Regions from separate parts of the Homo sapiens genome. Here all the other regions are linked to region 2. The links are chromatin contacts, found by Hi-C or POLR2A ChIA-PET in ENCODE. All regions are on one chromosome and are shown on one strand. The core of a region is the stretch at or near the end of the contact, and the rest is flanking DNA. Distances in the headings are between cores, read along the strand shown. Region 1 holds the start of ARPC1B (actin related protein 2/3 complex subunit 1B). Region 2 holds the start of MBLAC1 (metallo-beta-lactamase domain containing 1). Region 3 holds the start of GNB2 (G protein subunit beta 2). Region 4 holds the start of FAM200A (family with sequence similarity 200 member A). Region 5 holds the start of ZKSCAN5 (zinc finger with KRAB and SCAN domains 5).

The links. Hi-C counts contacts between places; a loop is a spot of excess contacts on that map. ChIA-PET counts read pairs that join two places held with the same protein, here RNA polymerase II (POLR2A). Pooled maps may share reads with other maps.
Region 1: a loop to region 2 is called in a pooled map, with 2.5 times the contacts of the local background. The contact joins the promoter of ARPC1B here to the promoter of MBLAC1 in region 2. A Hi-C loop is called at or near these places in 5 of 50 pooled maps. POLR2A ChIA-PET finds 5 or more read pairs at or near these places in 3 of 52 experiments (GM10248, HEK293T and activated CD4-positive, alpha-beta T cell).
Region 3: a map of CD14-positive monocyte shows a loop between it and region 2 (3-fold over the local background). The contact joins the promoter of GNB2 here to the promoter of MBLAC1 in region 2. A Hi-C loop is called at or near these places in 2 of 168 maps with a recorded cell type or tissue (CD14-positive monocyte and naive thymus-derived CD4-positive, alpha-beta T cell), 5 of 37 single-sample maps with no recorded cell type and 13 of 50 pooled maps.
Region 4: a loop to region 2 is called in a pooled map, with 2.7 times the contacts of the local background. The contact joins the promoter of FAM200A here to the promoter of MBLAC1 in region 2. A Hi-C loop is called at or near these places in 7 of 50 pooled maps.
Region 5: a loop to region 2 is called in a pooled map, with 5 times the contacts of the local background. The contact joins the promoter of ZKSCAN5 here to the promoter of MBLAC1 in region 2. A Hi-C loop is called at or near these places in 8 of 50 pooled maps. POLR2A ChIA-PET finds 5 or more read pairs at or near these places in 3 of 52 experiments (H1, activated CD4-positive, alpha-beta T cell and activated T-cell).

The regions. Positions count from the first base shown.
Region 1 is chr7:99,373,419-99,376,118 of GRCh38, reverse strand. It overlaps ARPC1B (actin related protein 2/3 complex subunit 1B), which reads right to left and starts at 1,389. Exons shown (of 10, transcript NM_005720.4): 1 at 1,338-1,389. RefSeq lists silencers at 479-1,118, 1,129-2,008 and an enhancer at 2,309-2,700.
Region 2 is chr7:100,125,629-100,128,328 of GRCh38, reverse strand. It overlaps MBLAC1 (metallo-beta-lactamase domain containing 1), which reads right to left and starts at 1,362. Exons shown (of 2, transcript NM_203397.3): 1 at 1,265-1,362; 2 at 1-961. The coding sequence starts at 933. The coding sequence ends at 133. It also overlaps a transcript of TAF6 not described here. RefSeq lists silencers at 453-932, 1,023-1,142 and enhancers at 1,343-1,412, 2,123-2,700.
Region 3 is chr7:100,672,290-100,674,989 of GRCh38, reverse strand. It overlaps GNB2 (G protein subunit beta 2), which reads right to left and starts at 1,250. Exons shown (of 10, transcript NM_005273.4): 1 at 1,067-1,250. RefSeq lists enhancers at 151-230, 431-640 and silencers at 1,071-1,250, 1,501-1,580, 1,591-1,720.
Region 4 is chr7:99,550,850-99,553,549 of GRCh38, reverse strand. FAM200A (family with sequence similarity 200 member A) reads left to right here and starts at 1,436. Exons shown (of 2, transcript NM_145111.4): 1 at 1,436-1,696. LOC105375422 (a long non-coding RNA gene) reads right to left here and starts at 1,385. Exons shown (of 3, transcript XR_927801.4): 1 at 1,066-1,385; 2 at 1-25. RefSeq lists an enhancer at 1,690-1,879.
Region 5 is chr7:99,503,386-99,506,085 of GRCh38, reverse strand. It overlaps ZKSCAN5 (zinc finger with KRAB and SCAN domains 5), which reads right to left and starts at 1,424. Exons shown (of 7, transcript NM_145102.4): 1 at 1,353-1,424; 2 at 1-81. The coding sequence starts at 41. RefSeq lists enhancers at 758-837, 1,218-1,397, 1,788-1,837.

The DNA.
Region 1 (2,700 bases), core at 140-2,639, 750 kb after region 2:
CATCCTCCTAAGTAGCTGGGATTACAGGCATGTTACGTGGCTTTTTTTTTTTTTTTTGAGACGGAGTCTTGCTCTGTTGCCCAGGCTGGAGTGCAATGGCGTGATCTCGGCTCACTGCAACCTCTGCCTCCCGGGTTCAAGCAATTCTCCTGCCTCAGCCTCCTGAGTAGCTGGGATTACAGGTGCGTGCCACCATGCCTGGGTAATTTTTGTATTTTTAGTAGAGACAGGGTTTCACCATGTCGGTCAGGCTAGTCTCGAACTCCTGACCTCAAGTGATCCGTCCACCTCGACTCCCAAAGTGTTGGGATTACAGGCATGAGCCACAGCGCCTGGCTACATTTTATTTATTTATTTTAATAGAGAAAGGGTCTCGCAATGCTGTCCATGCTGGCCTCCAACTCCTGGCCTCAAGCGATCCTCCCGCCTGGGCCTCTCAAAATGCTAGGATTCTATGTGTGAGCCACCGCGCCCGGCCGGGATGGGTGGTGGTAGCCTCCGGGCTGCATTGGCAGAGGAGGCAGGGGGAGGTCTGACTCCCCAGGCTTGCACTCCTGATCCCTTCACTGCCCGCGGGTGCAGCCCGGCCCCGCCCCGCCCTAGGCGGCCTGGCTGCTCTCCCAGCGCCTCCGGAAAGGGAGGGGCTGCTCGGATCTGCCCTGGCCGCGGAGCCCTGCAGCTGAGGGGGTGCGTTCCGGGACCCCGCCAGCCAGGCCCGCCCCGTACGGGACCCCTCGGACCTGGCCCGGGGGAGGCGGGTGGGAGCAGCGGGAGCGGCCAGGAGGGCAGGGGCGGGGCGGCAGGAGACGCCAGCTCATTTCCCGGCGGCTGCAACCCGGAAGGCTCCGGGGATGGAGGGGAAGTGACTGGGTGTGGGGCCCCGCCGGCCCGAAGTAACGGGGCTACACCGACCGACCGCGGGGCAAGGCTGGGGATGGGGGCCGGGGAGCAGGGGCGGAAGGCACGAGGCGGAAGCTTGGGGCCGGGGGCTGGGGACGCCCCGAGGGCGCCCGGTGCGCTGGGAGCCCGCGTTTCCACAGTCTGGCCCTGCGGCCACCCCCGCGCCCCCTCCAATCCCAGGGCTCCCTCTCCTTTCCGTGAGCCCCTCGTCCCCGCGCCCCCTCCTCTCCATGTGCCCCCACTCATCCCCGTGCCCCTATTGGGCGGCGCCCCACATCTATGCGTCCTCACTTCCAGGCGCCCCCCGGTCCCCTCCTTGCACCCCCTCTCATCCCTCCAGTCCCGCTCACTCCCAGGCGGCGCCCCACATCTACGCGCCCCCCCACCTCCAGGTGGCTCCCCTGACCCCCACCTCCGGGCGCCCCCACGGCCCTCACCTCCCGCGCCCCGGCCGCGGACTCTGGGCAGTCGACGCGCCGAACCGGCTCTGGGCTCCGCGCCGGAGCAGCAGCCACTTCCTCGTGGGCGGGGGGCGGGGCCTGCCGACCTCAGCCCGGTAGGGCCCGGGGGCGGGGACCTGGGGCAGCGGTCGCGAGATCCAGGTCCCGCCCTCCCTTCGGGGTGGGGGTGCTGCCGGTACCCGCGCAGACGTCGGAGCCCAAGGCTCTGTCCGCAGAAGCCGTCCGCAACCACCGTCAATGCTTTACCAATGGGGAAACTGAGGCTGGGAGCCAGGCGCGCAGCCTGAGCCGCCGCTGGGCTGGACCTCCGAGCCTGGGCCGGGCGCACGGCCCCCGGGGACTGCCGGGCGCAGGGTCGGGGAGTCACGTCCTCTGAGCCCGGACGGCGGGTACTGCGGGCTCCGCGCTCACACGCAGGTGAGCGGCTAGCGAGCCCTGCAGCCCCGTCGGCAGCCAGCGAGGAGCTCCCTTCACGCTGATGCCGGTGGGCGCCAACTGTGCAGGCCCTGGGCGGGGAGCAGGCGGTCCGGGCGTGGCCAGGGCAGCCCGGCCCCGCCCCCTTGGCCCTCCGTGTCCTCGCCACGAAACAGGGGTGCTGTCCCCGGGCAGGGTGACACTGGCCGCCCCTGCTGACGCTGGCCGGCCAGTTAACTTCTTTCCTTTCTGTTTTACGTCAATCGGCTTCACTTCTTTAAGTTACCCGGTTAGCCTTGCAGAGCCGCCTGATTGCGGGTCTTGGGCTAGGTGGTCCCCGGAGTCTTCCCATCCTGACCCTCTGCCTCTTCAGTGGATACGTGGCCTGGCGGCCAGGCAGATGGAAGAGACCCCAGTGAAAACCTTACCTCGGCCGGTCGCGGTGGCTCACGCCTGTAATCTCAGCACTTTGGGAGGCCGAGGCGGGAGGATCACGAGCTCAGATCGAGACCATCCTGGCTATCACGGTGAAACCTCGTCTCTACTAAACAATACAAAAATTAGCCAGGCGTGGTGGCGCATGCCTGTAATCCCAGCTACTCGGGAGGCTGAGGTAGAAGAATCGCTTGAATCTAGGAGGCAGAGGTTGCAGTGAGCCGAGATCGCGCCATTACACTCCAGCCTGGGCGACAGAGTGAGACTCTGTTTCAAAAAAAAAAAAAATTAGCTGCAAGGAGCCCCATGGCGTGATGGAGCGCTGCTGTAATCCCAGCTACTCGGGAGGCTGAGGCACGAGAATTGCTTGAACCCCGGGGGCAGAGGCTGCAGTGAGCCAAGATGGGGCCCCTGCACGCCAGCCTGGCAACAGAGCGAGACTTCCTCTCAAACAACAACAAAAACCTTCCCTCCTCTTCTCTCCTTCAGA
Region 2 (2,700 bases), core at 113-2,612:
CTCTGTCTTCACTAGAAAACTGGCCTCCTGGAAGGGCTGGAAGCTCCCACCCTTGACTGCTCTGACTCTGTCTCCAGCAGCTCTTCGCTGTTAGGGCTTCCCTGACAAGAGTGCAGTCCCTCTCGAGGCTGATTAGTGCAGGGCGGGCTCCTCGTCTCCGACCACCGGCTCCTGCTGGCTGTTCCCTCCACCCTCCGTCTCGGGCTGCGAGGCTTCCCTTAACACTCGAAAGGGGGGCCCGTGACCAGGTACGACCACGTCGGCAACGACCAGGACCCTCTTCCGGCTCCGCTCCTGGGCTGCGGGGTCTTCACTCAGTGCCTGCCACGAATCCTCGTCCCCATCTCGCTCAAACACATCTCCCGCCACCACCACGGTGCCCAGAGCCGTGCCGGCCACCACCACGCTCACGTCGCGCTGGCCCCCGTGGCCCGGCGTGGCCCACACCTCGAGCCCCGGGCCCAGGCGCAGGGGCTGCCCCTCACCCAGCCCGTGGGGCAGGTAGCGGCCTCCGGGAAGGCAGAAGTCGTGCGAGACCAGCAGAGCCGCGCCTGGGAACAGCCCCAAGTTCCCGATGTGATCCGAGTGCCCGTGGGTCCCCACCACTAGCGTCACGTCTCCCGGGGCCACGCCCTGCCCCGCCAGCGCCCCCAGCAGCGCCTCCCGAGCCCAGGGGCCCCCGGTGTCCACCAGGATGGGGCCACGGGCCGCCTCCTCCAGGGCGGCCTCTGCGCCGCCACTCCCGCGCGGGGACTCTCGGTGGCTGGAGGCCGGGCCCCGGGTCTGGGGTAGGACCAGGGTCACGGAGCCGTCGGCGCGCACGGCATCGCCCACACCCTCTGGCTCCGCGTAGCCCTGCAGCAGAACCACCACAGAGTAGGGGTCGCCGGGCACCAGCAGAGGGGATGCCCCGCACAGCGGCTCGGTCCGCATGAGGCTGCTCCTGGCAGGGAGGGACGGGCTGGGGAGAAAGGAAATGGAGCAGTGGGCGACCGTCCTGTCCCTCCGCGATCCCCCACCCGCGCTCGGCCCCGCCACTGCCCCTAAGCCTCGGTTCTCTGCCACCCGCCTCCCATTAAGTTGGTATCACCCTCAACCCCTGCCCAAAATGGTATCGCCCAGACTCCCTTCACACTTGGGCCCGCCCCTCCCTCGGCGTCCTCGGCCCCCGCCCCATTCCGTTCGCGGTACGTACGTCCTTGCCCGTCACCCTCCAAAGGCTATCCTTTATGTTTCCCTCCATCGAATCCTAGCCGCGCTCTACCTTGGGCCTCTGCTAGGTCTTGCCTCACTCGAAGAAAGCGCAGAAATCGAAAACGCGGGTGAGAGTTTGTCCTCTGCGGTTCCCGTGTACCCAGATATGGCGGCCGAAGCGGCGCCGCGGAGGTAGCTGTAGTTCCGGCGCCTTCACCGTGTGCCCGAGGAGGCTGCCTGGCTGGGCTCCAGCCTCCTGGCGGTTCTCCGCTCCGCAACCCCAGCAACTTCTTTGCACTGCAGAATTTTGAAGCGCCATTAGCTTTGAGGAGGGTTCATGCTCAGTTGCCCAGGCAGGAGTGCAGTGGCGCGATCATACCTCACTGCAGCCTCAACCTCCTGGGCTCATGTGATCCTCCCGCCTCAGCGTCCCGAGTATCTGGGACCACAGATGCGCACCACCAAGCCCAGCTAAGGTTTCTATTTTTTCTTTCTCTTTTTTTTTGGAGACACGGTCTAGTTCTGTTGCCAGGACTGGTCTGGAACTCCTGGGCTCCAGCGATCCTCCAGTCTTGGTCTCCTGAAGTGCTAGGATTACAGGTGTGAGCCACCGCGCCTGGTCTTTTTTTCTTTTGAGACAGTCTCGCCCTGTCGCCCAGGCTAGAGTGCAGGGGCACCATCATAGCTCGCCCCAGTCTTGAACCCCTGGTTCTAGCGATCCTCCTGCTTCAGCCTCCTGGAGTGCTGGGAATACAGGCGTGCACGCCCCTCTAAATTTTTTTTGGTTTTTTTTGAGACGGAGTCTTGTTCTGTCGCCCAGGCTAGAGTGCAGTGGCGTGATCTCAGCTCACTGCAACCTCCGCCTCCTGGGTTCAAGCGATTCTCCTGTCTCAGCCTCCCGAGTAACTGGGATTACAGGCGCCCACCACCATGCGTGGCTTTTTTTTTTGAGACGGAGTCTCGCTCTATCACCCAGGCTGGAGTGCAGTGGCACGATCTTGGCTCACTGCCAGCTCCGCCTCCCGGGTTCCCGCCATTCTTCTGCCTCAGCCTCCCGAGTAGCTGGGACTGCAGGCGCCTGCCACCACACCCGGCTAATTTTTTGTATTTTTAGTAGAGACGGGCTTTCACCGTATTAGCCAGGATGGTCTCGATCTCCTAATCTTGTTATCCACCCGCCTTGGCCTCCCAAAGTGCTGGGATTACAGGCGTGAGTCACCGCGCCCAGCCGCCCGGCTAATTTTTGTATTTTTGGTAGAGACGAGGTTTCTCCATGTTGGCCAGGCTGCTCTCGAACTCCTACACTCAGGTGATCCGCCTGCCTCGGCCTCCCAAAGTGCTAGGATTACAGGTGTGAGTCACTGCGCCCAGCCTCCAGGCTGGTCTTGACCTTTTGGACTCAAGTGATCCTCCCATCTCCACCTCTGCAGTAACTGGGACTACAGGCGCTGCACCACCAGCCCTGCAGTCTTCTTTGTGTGTGTGTGTGTGTGTAGAATTGGGGTT
Region 3 (2,700 bases), core at 1-2,500, 550 kb before region 2:
GACATTTCCCCTCCTTGTAAGTTCAGCTTTCTACGCCAGTGCCAAGGGGTGACCCTCAAAATCGGGGGATGGGGGGTGCGGGCAGAACTCCTTACTCTACCCAACCCCCAGGCCCGCACAAAGCCTCTTCCACCTACTAGCAGCCCAGGCCTGGCGGCACCGCCGGAGGCCCAGGGCAGAAGGAAGCACGGCTGGAGGAAGAAACTGGGGGCGGGGGCGACGTTCTCAGCCCTCGGTCCCCATCACCCCCCAGGGCCCTCAGCAGCCCCCAGACTCTAGGGATATAGCAGCCGGCGCTCCATAGAGAAATGAGGGTGCAACCGCCTCCGCAGGTCTGGCGGGGCTCAGGAGAGTGACGGGAGGGTCCCTGGATCTGGCAGCTGGAAGGCGCGGGCTGGTGCGGCGCTGCGAAGCGCAGTGGGCCTGGCCCTCCAGCCCCTACGACCTCCATTTTGCCTAAAAGAAAGCTGGGCGGGGGGCGGGCGCCTGGGAGCTGGGCTTGGGGTGAGGATCTGTAAAGGGAATAGGGCGCCGAGGGCTCCAGTTTCGGCGAGTGGGGCCAGAAACCACGGGCAGCACCCAAATCGTGGGTAGGGTGGAGACGAAAGGAAGGGTGGCGCGCGGCCTTGCCTGCTTCTCCCCGATTTTGGAGTTGTGCAAGGCGAGGGCCGGCAGGGGTGCGACAGTGGAGGACACGAGGGGTGCTCCCCGGGGGCAGGCGGGAGGGTGGCGGTGGGGAAAGGGGGCGGGGCGGGGCCTAGAGGAAGCCCGGAATTTAGCCCCCCAACTTCCGAGGGAGCAAGAGGCAGTCGGGGCTGGGCTGGGGTCTGGGGTCGGGCAAAAACTTCGCTGATGGTGCGGGGAAGCGCACGCACGGTGGGGGGCGAGGGTTCCCCAGTTCCCCTTCCGGGTTTGGGAGCGACCGGGCAAGAGGGGAAGGGAGCGGAGGTCTGGGGAGTTACGTCCGCTCCCAGGAGGCCAGCCCCGGGAGACCGAAGGAAGAGAGGTTCCCCTGGGGGAAATTGGGGCTGGGGGGCGAGAGGACTCCTTTTGCCAGCGAAGGTACCTGTGGCGGTGGGACTCTGCGGCGGAGGTCGCTGGCGGTGCGCGGGCGGCGCTGTCTTCCTCCGCGGCGGAGGCGGCGGCGGCGGCGGCGGCGGCGGCGGCGGCGGCGCGGATGGATTTCCTCAGTGGCCCCAGCCCCGCCGCCAGCGCTGCCTCCCCAGAGCGGAGGGATCCCGCCCGCCAGTGACGCGGCTGCCGCCGCCGCGCCCAGGACCCGGCTGGGCGAGACCAACTGCCTCGCACTTGGGGGAAGCCAGGAGACAAAACCCCACCGAGGGAGCAAAGACGGGCCCAGTCGCTCCCAAGGTTCTCACCCTACGCTTTGTGGACGCAAACCGTACTCAAAGGGTTTGCTTCACGGAAAGGAGTAAGACATCCCCCCTCTGGGACTGGAGGAGGTGGTACTGGCATATGAGGAGGGTGAGACCGCTCGCTGGTCACGTGATCAGCCTCCCGCCCCGCCTGGAATGGGTGGCTCCAGACTGGGAAGGGGAGTTCGACGCCCCAGTTCCCGGTTGGGCCACGCCCCGGCCCTGAGGAGGCCACGCCCCTCACCAGGGGGCGGAGCTAAAGAGACCTGGACGGGGCCGGCCTCGAGGCTGCTGGAAGAAGAAGCGCGATTCCGAGAAAGTCCCCGAGCGGGAGTGGGTAGGGGCTGATGCGGGCGCCCCGGGAATGCCATGAGAAGGGTCGTGTCCAGGCATTTCCTCAGCCTCGCCCACTGGGCCTTTGTAGACCCCCTTTCAGGGCTTGCCACTGAAATAACAACTCATTTATTGAGAGCCACACTTTTTTTTTTTGAGACGGAGTCTCTCTCTGTCGCCCAGGCTGGAGTGCTATCTCAACTCACTGCAACCTCCGCCGCCCGGGTGCAAGCGATTCTCCTGCCTCAGCCTCCTGAGTAGCTGGGACTACAGGCGTGTGCCACCACACCCGGCTAATTTTTTGTATTTTTAGTAGAGACGGGGTTTCACGGTGTTAGCCAGGATGGTCTCCATCTCCTGACCTCGTGATCTGCCTGTCTCGGCCTCCCAAAGTGCTGGGATTACAGGCGTGAGCCACCGCGCCTGGCCCGACACTTATTTTTTAATTGGAGTACAGTGACGCGATTGTAGGTCACTGCCACCTCAATCTCCTCGGCTCAAGTGATCTTCCTGCCTCAGCCTCCCTAGTACCTGGGACCACAGGCGTGCCCCAGCCACCATGCCCAGCTAATTTTTAAATTTTTGGTAGAGGTGGGGTCTTGCTATGCTGCCCAGGCTGACATATGTTAAGTCTCACAATACTGGGAAATTAAGTGCTAACATTCTCCCCATTTTCTTTTCTTTTCTTTTTTTTTTTTTTGGAGACAGGGTCTCACTCTGTCGCCCAGGCTGAAGTGCAGTGGCATGATCTCGGCTCACTGCAACCTCCGCCTCCTGGGTTCAGGCGATTCTCCTGCCTCAGCCTCTGGAGTAGGTGGGATTACAGGCGCCCGCCACCATGCCCAGCTAATTTTTTTTTGTATTTTTAGTAGAGACGAGGTTTCACCATGTCGGCCAGGCTGGTCTCAAACTCCTGACCTCAGGTGATGTGCCCGTCTCGGCCTCCCAAAGTGCTGGGATTACAGGCGTGAGCCACCGCGCCCAGCCTTCT
Region 4 (2,700 bases), core at 187-2,686, 570 kb after region 2:
GGAAACATTAAATCGTGCCACTGAACTGAAAACAGAATACCACCAGGCCACTTTGAGTTTCTTGTGCCAGTAGGTCCGTAGGCAAAGAAAGGAGTCGTTATAGAGATGCCTACAATTCCTGCCACACACACAACATAAATACAAAATCATATACCCAGTCAACTGCATTCAGTAATCTGCCTTCCTGGACCCTTTAGGCACTTCAGTGTAGGAATGGGGACGGGTGGGGAGGAGAGACTTTAGACAAAGAAGAAAAATACAGTGTGTAGCAATGTAATGACTCTTAGCGATGACTTGGAACCCTGGAAGGAAATATGAGGATGTATCTGGAGGAATAAGTTGAGACTATGATGTCATCACGGAGGACTGTAGGTTAGAAAGCCAGCCAGTGATAAAGGAGCAAAGATTGGATTTGACGGTGCCCTAGGAGGAAAAAAAAAAAAAAAAAAATATATATATATATATATATATATATATATGTGTGTGTATATATATATATGTGTGTGTATATATATATACATGTATATATATGTGTATATATATGTGTGTGTATATATATGTGTGTATATATATATATGGAGCAAAGATGCACTTAAGTGGATTATTGAGAAGACTCGTGGGTAGGTAGAAAATGGCAACCATAGCAAGATCAAACCCCCTAAGGAATGGAGCATTAGTGAGGGTCTAGAAGGTAATTCGGGATACCACGTAATCATAGGCTCTGTATCAGGTAGCCGTTCCTTTTGTAGGCTTTTATCTTATTGGGCTGTACCACAGACTTGCCCAGAACTTTTAGAGTCATGCCCCAGCCATTCAAGGTCTCAGTTACTGTTTTATAAAAGGTGAAGTTATTCTTGATCTAATCATAGAAGCCCTAATTATTACAATAACACTTGGACAGCAAAAACGCCTCAAATTCAACTTATTTCACCGTTGCTAATCTGAAAACTCCCTGGAAACATAAGGCAAACTCAGAATTTTATAACTATCTAGTGTTGGAAAGAACGTCTGTTGCCTATAGATCAAGTATTTGAAAATACTGCCCATTCAACTGGCAATACGTACATAATCAGCGTCTCAAGAGACAATCCCTTCGATTTGTGAAACCATTTATTCTTGATCTTCCTGTCTCCACCCTCGTTTCATTCAGCTCCTCTGCCACAGACAATCACTATTTTTATTGTAACTATTACAATTATTGTCATCAAGAAAAATAGAAGGAACATATAAATATCTGAGCAGGGCGGTATAAAGGGAAATTCATCCCTTTTTCCCCGCCCTGTGCACCTCCTCGGAGCGGACAAGCTGAGGAGCAAGATCCCCAAACCCGAGATTAGAGCCCTACACAGGGATGCAAAGTCCTCCCGCGATCCTAGAGAGGACCCCGAAGCGGAGCGCAGCTCCGGAAGGCGGGTGTGACGCACTTCCGGCTTTTGTGACGCTTTCCCTGGGCTCTGAAGGCCAGGGGGCTTGGATGTGAGTCTAGTGCTCCTGGTCCCCAAAGTCACAACCCCTTCTATCCCAGCATCCCAGACTTCTCCGGGCGGGGACAGAGTTGGACGTGCATGGCTGTGTCCTGCAATCCCCTCGCCACGACCGCCCGGGACGGAGTGGAAGCGGGTCCGTGCCCCCGTTCCTCGCGCCAGCCTCGGCGGTGGCAAGCGCTGTCCCCCAGCAGAGGTGTCCCTGGATACAGGTGGGAAGGGAACGAAGTTTTGGTTTCCGGATTGGAGACACCCCTGGGACTGGAGAGAGGCGGTCTGCGTGTCCCTTCTGGACCCCCAGTCCTGGTGTTTTACCCCAAAGACGCGCGGACAAAATGACCCCAGTCAGATATCTGTGCTCCCCAGTTGTGCCCACTGGTTTTTCTTGTGGTGGGGGCTTTTCTGGTTTCCTGGGTACCCCGAGTTGTAAAATTCTGGCGATCTTACACGATACCAAGTGCCATTGGCCTTATAATTTGTTTTATTCGGATGGGCTCGTTAAGCCAGTGTCCGCGGATGATATGTTCACCCTCAAACCCAGTACCATTATGGTGGTGATTAGAGTGAAGGCCGGGCGCAGTGGCTCACGCCCATAATCCCAGCACTTTGGGAAGCCTAGGCAGGCGAATCGTTTGAGGCCAGGAGTTCTGAGATCAGCCTTGCCAACCTAGAGAAACCCTGTCTCTACTAGAAATACAGAAAATTAGACGTGGCGGCACACGCCTGTAATCCCAGCTGCTTGGGAGGCTGAGGCAGGGGAATCGCTTGAACCCGGGAGGCGGAGGTTGCAGTGAGCCAGGATCGCGTCACTGCACTCCAGCCTGGGAGACAGAGAGAGAGAGTGAGACTCTGTCTCAAAAACAAAAAAAGAGAATGTTTGAAGCCTACTGAATAAAGAAGTGATTTGGATATAATAGGAAAAGCTCATTTACACTTCACCCTTTCCTTTCAAGACTTTAGGAAGGGGTCTTTTTGTTTCTTTGGTTGGTTTTTTTGTTTTTGAGACAGAGTCGCCCAGGCTGGAGTGCAGTGGTGCGATCTCGGCTCACTGCAACCTCCAGCGCCCGAGTTCAAGCTTCTCCTGCCTCAGCTTCCTGAGTAGCTGGAATTACAGGCGCCTGCCACCATGCCCGGCTAATTTTTGTACTTTTAGTAGAGACGGGGTTTCGCCATGTTGGCCAGGCTGGGAAAATGAACTCCTGACCTCAGGTGATCC
Region 5 (2,700 bases), core at 175-2,674, 620 kb after region 2:
GGGTCTAAGTCTATAACTTCTCGGGATTCGGTCATTATCATTCCAACTCAGAGGGAAGTCTTCGAGGCTGGCTGTGTTACACTGAAACAATTGTTTTTCTGCTCTTTAATATCTTCTGAAGGACACTTTCAGTAGCATGCAACCTACTGATGTATTGGGCATCATTATTAGCAAAGACAGATGGCAAAGAGGTCATCTATACTAAAGACGACCACTCAACAAAGTAATTTACTTAAAAATAGGTACTACAAGGTAGCCATCACTTCACCCACAAAATGATAATAAGGAATAACCCCAACATTTTAAAAGTGTAAAAGAGAGCCATACAAATCTGACATCAGGCCCAACCTAAAACACAGTTTTAGAGTGAAGAACTTTACATTCCATATAAATAACGGGACGAGACTAACTAGTCCAGACGCAGCCGCTCTTTCTCTCTACCATAAGACGAACTTAAGTCGGAATAAGGGTGAAAATCATTATAATGGTCAAAACTGAGCCTGTTCTCTAAGCTACAAGAGCTTGACAGGCCAAGGGGAGACTCCATCGGTCCCAAAGAGAAGCAGCGTTTATAAGGTACAGATCTGGACCTGGATTCCTCAGAATGGCCCCTGACCCCGAGATACAGAGACTGTGGCCCGGTCAAGGTTAGGGACAGGACCCCCGTCCAGTCACGAAGCCCCTGCCCCCTCCCCTCAAGGCCCCACTCTAGGGGAGCTCTCCTGGAACATCAAGCTCCCCGCAGCCGAGGCTGGGAAGATGCGGTTCTTCCCACGGAGAGAAACCGAAGCCGACACTCCCCAACACTTCCTCGCCGGAAGTAACCAAGTCCAATCTTGCCCTGTCCAACGGGGTTAAACCGTTAGATCCCACCCCCCCCCGAAAGCACTTCCGCGTCCTCTCTAGGAATCCCGGAGGACCTCACCTCGCACGGGGGGCGGACCAATCGGCGGGGAGATGGGACGCGGGCCCCGAGTCCCAGCCCACCCTCAGTGACTCGGACGTCTCCAGGGCCCCCGAAGCCGCTCGCACAGCATCACCAAAGCGGGGAGGCAAACGGAGCCACTCTCTCCCCTGCTCCATCCCAAAGCCATTCAAACAGCCCAAGCTCCTCCCCTTTCCGTGGGGCGGGGAAGGGGGCGGGGCCTCCAGAGTTGGGCTGAGGTTGCTCGTGTCTGATTGGCCGGGGAGCTTGCGCCTTCCCCCACCCCCAACGCTCTGCGCCCCGATTTGAAGTAGGTCTGTACCTTGCTGACAGCCCGCAAACCTCGCTTATGTTGAATTTGGGGCCCTTAGGTTTTCTTCACCCGCATCCTCGCTACTCTCACCACCCACTTTCCAAACAAACCCACCTCTTGACCACCGCAGTCGGCTCAGAAGGCCGACATCTTCAACGTCACACCCGCGAGTCGCAGGGGCCAGCTGTTCCCGGAACTACATCTCCCAGGAGGTGGCGCGCGGGACTCGCCGGTTGGCCAATGGGGGGCGGCTCTCTTTGCAGCCTCGGTCTCGCGAGCCTATCAGAAGGTGGCAGGGCCCGGAGTCGTGTCCTCGGGAGCCAAGGCTGGAAGGCTGGGAGTGGGCGGAGGGAGCGGGGCATCCCTTTGAAGAGAGGGGCGTTGCTTACGCAGGGCTTCCCTGGCCAAGGGGGTCTCGTCCTTAATGATACCTCTCTTCAGCCAGGCGCGGGGTCCCACGCTTGTAAGCCTAGCTAGTGGACAGGCTGAAGAAGCAGGATCGCTTGAGCCCAAGAGTTCGAGACCAGCTCGGGCAACATAGCGAGACCCCTGTCTATTAGAAATACCCTCCCTTGGCCGGGCTCGGTGACTCACACCTGTAATGCCAGCACTTTGGGAGGCCGAGGTGGGTGGATCACCTGAGGCCAGGAGTTCGAGACCAGCCTGGCCAACATGGTGAAACCCCGTCTCTACTAAAAATACAAAAACTTAGCTGGGCGTGGTGGCGCGAGCCTGTAATCTCAGCCACTTGGGAGGCTGAGGCAGGAGAATCACTTGGACCCGGGAGGCTGAGGATGCAGTGAGCCGGGATCGCACCATTGCACTCCAGCCTGGGCAACATAGTGAGACCCCATCTCTTAGTAATAATCTCCCGTTTTTGTTTTGTTTTGTTTTGTTTTTTGAGACGGAGTCTCGTTGTCCCCCAGGCTGGAGTGCAATGGCACGATCTCGGCTCACTGTAACCTCTGCTCCCAGGTTCGGGCAATTCTCCTGCCTCAGCCTTTCGAGTAGCTGGGATTACAGGCACACTCACCACGCCCGGCTTATTTTGTATTTTTAGTAGAGACGGGGTTTCCCCATGTTGGCCAGGCTGGTCTCGAACTCCTGACCTCAGGTGATGCGCCCGCATCGACCTCCCAGTGCTCTCCTTTTCATATGGTGCTTTATAGTTTCCAGGCCCCAGCCCTCCCCTCCCCCTACGCCCCGCGCAGTTTACAAAGTTGATGGGCAGGCAGGAGAAGAGTTACTGTTGCCACTGTTTTACAGGCGCGAAGGAAGGAACTGCTGTGAAATTGCAGCATCTGCAAAAAGATGAGAAGATATTTAGAAGTTAAAGGTCTCTTTTCAGGGAGCCCAAAATCTTGCATTTTAAGTAGCTTCCTATCTAGGACCAAACCCCCGGTGAATGTTTGCAATGCCCGTATTTTGTGTGTTAGTGAGTTGGTATAGAATTTTGCACCTA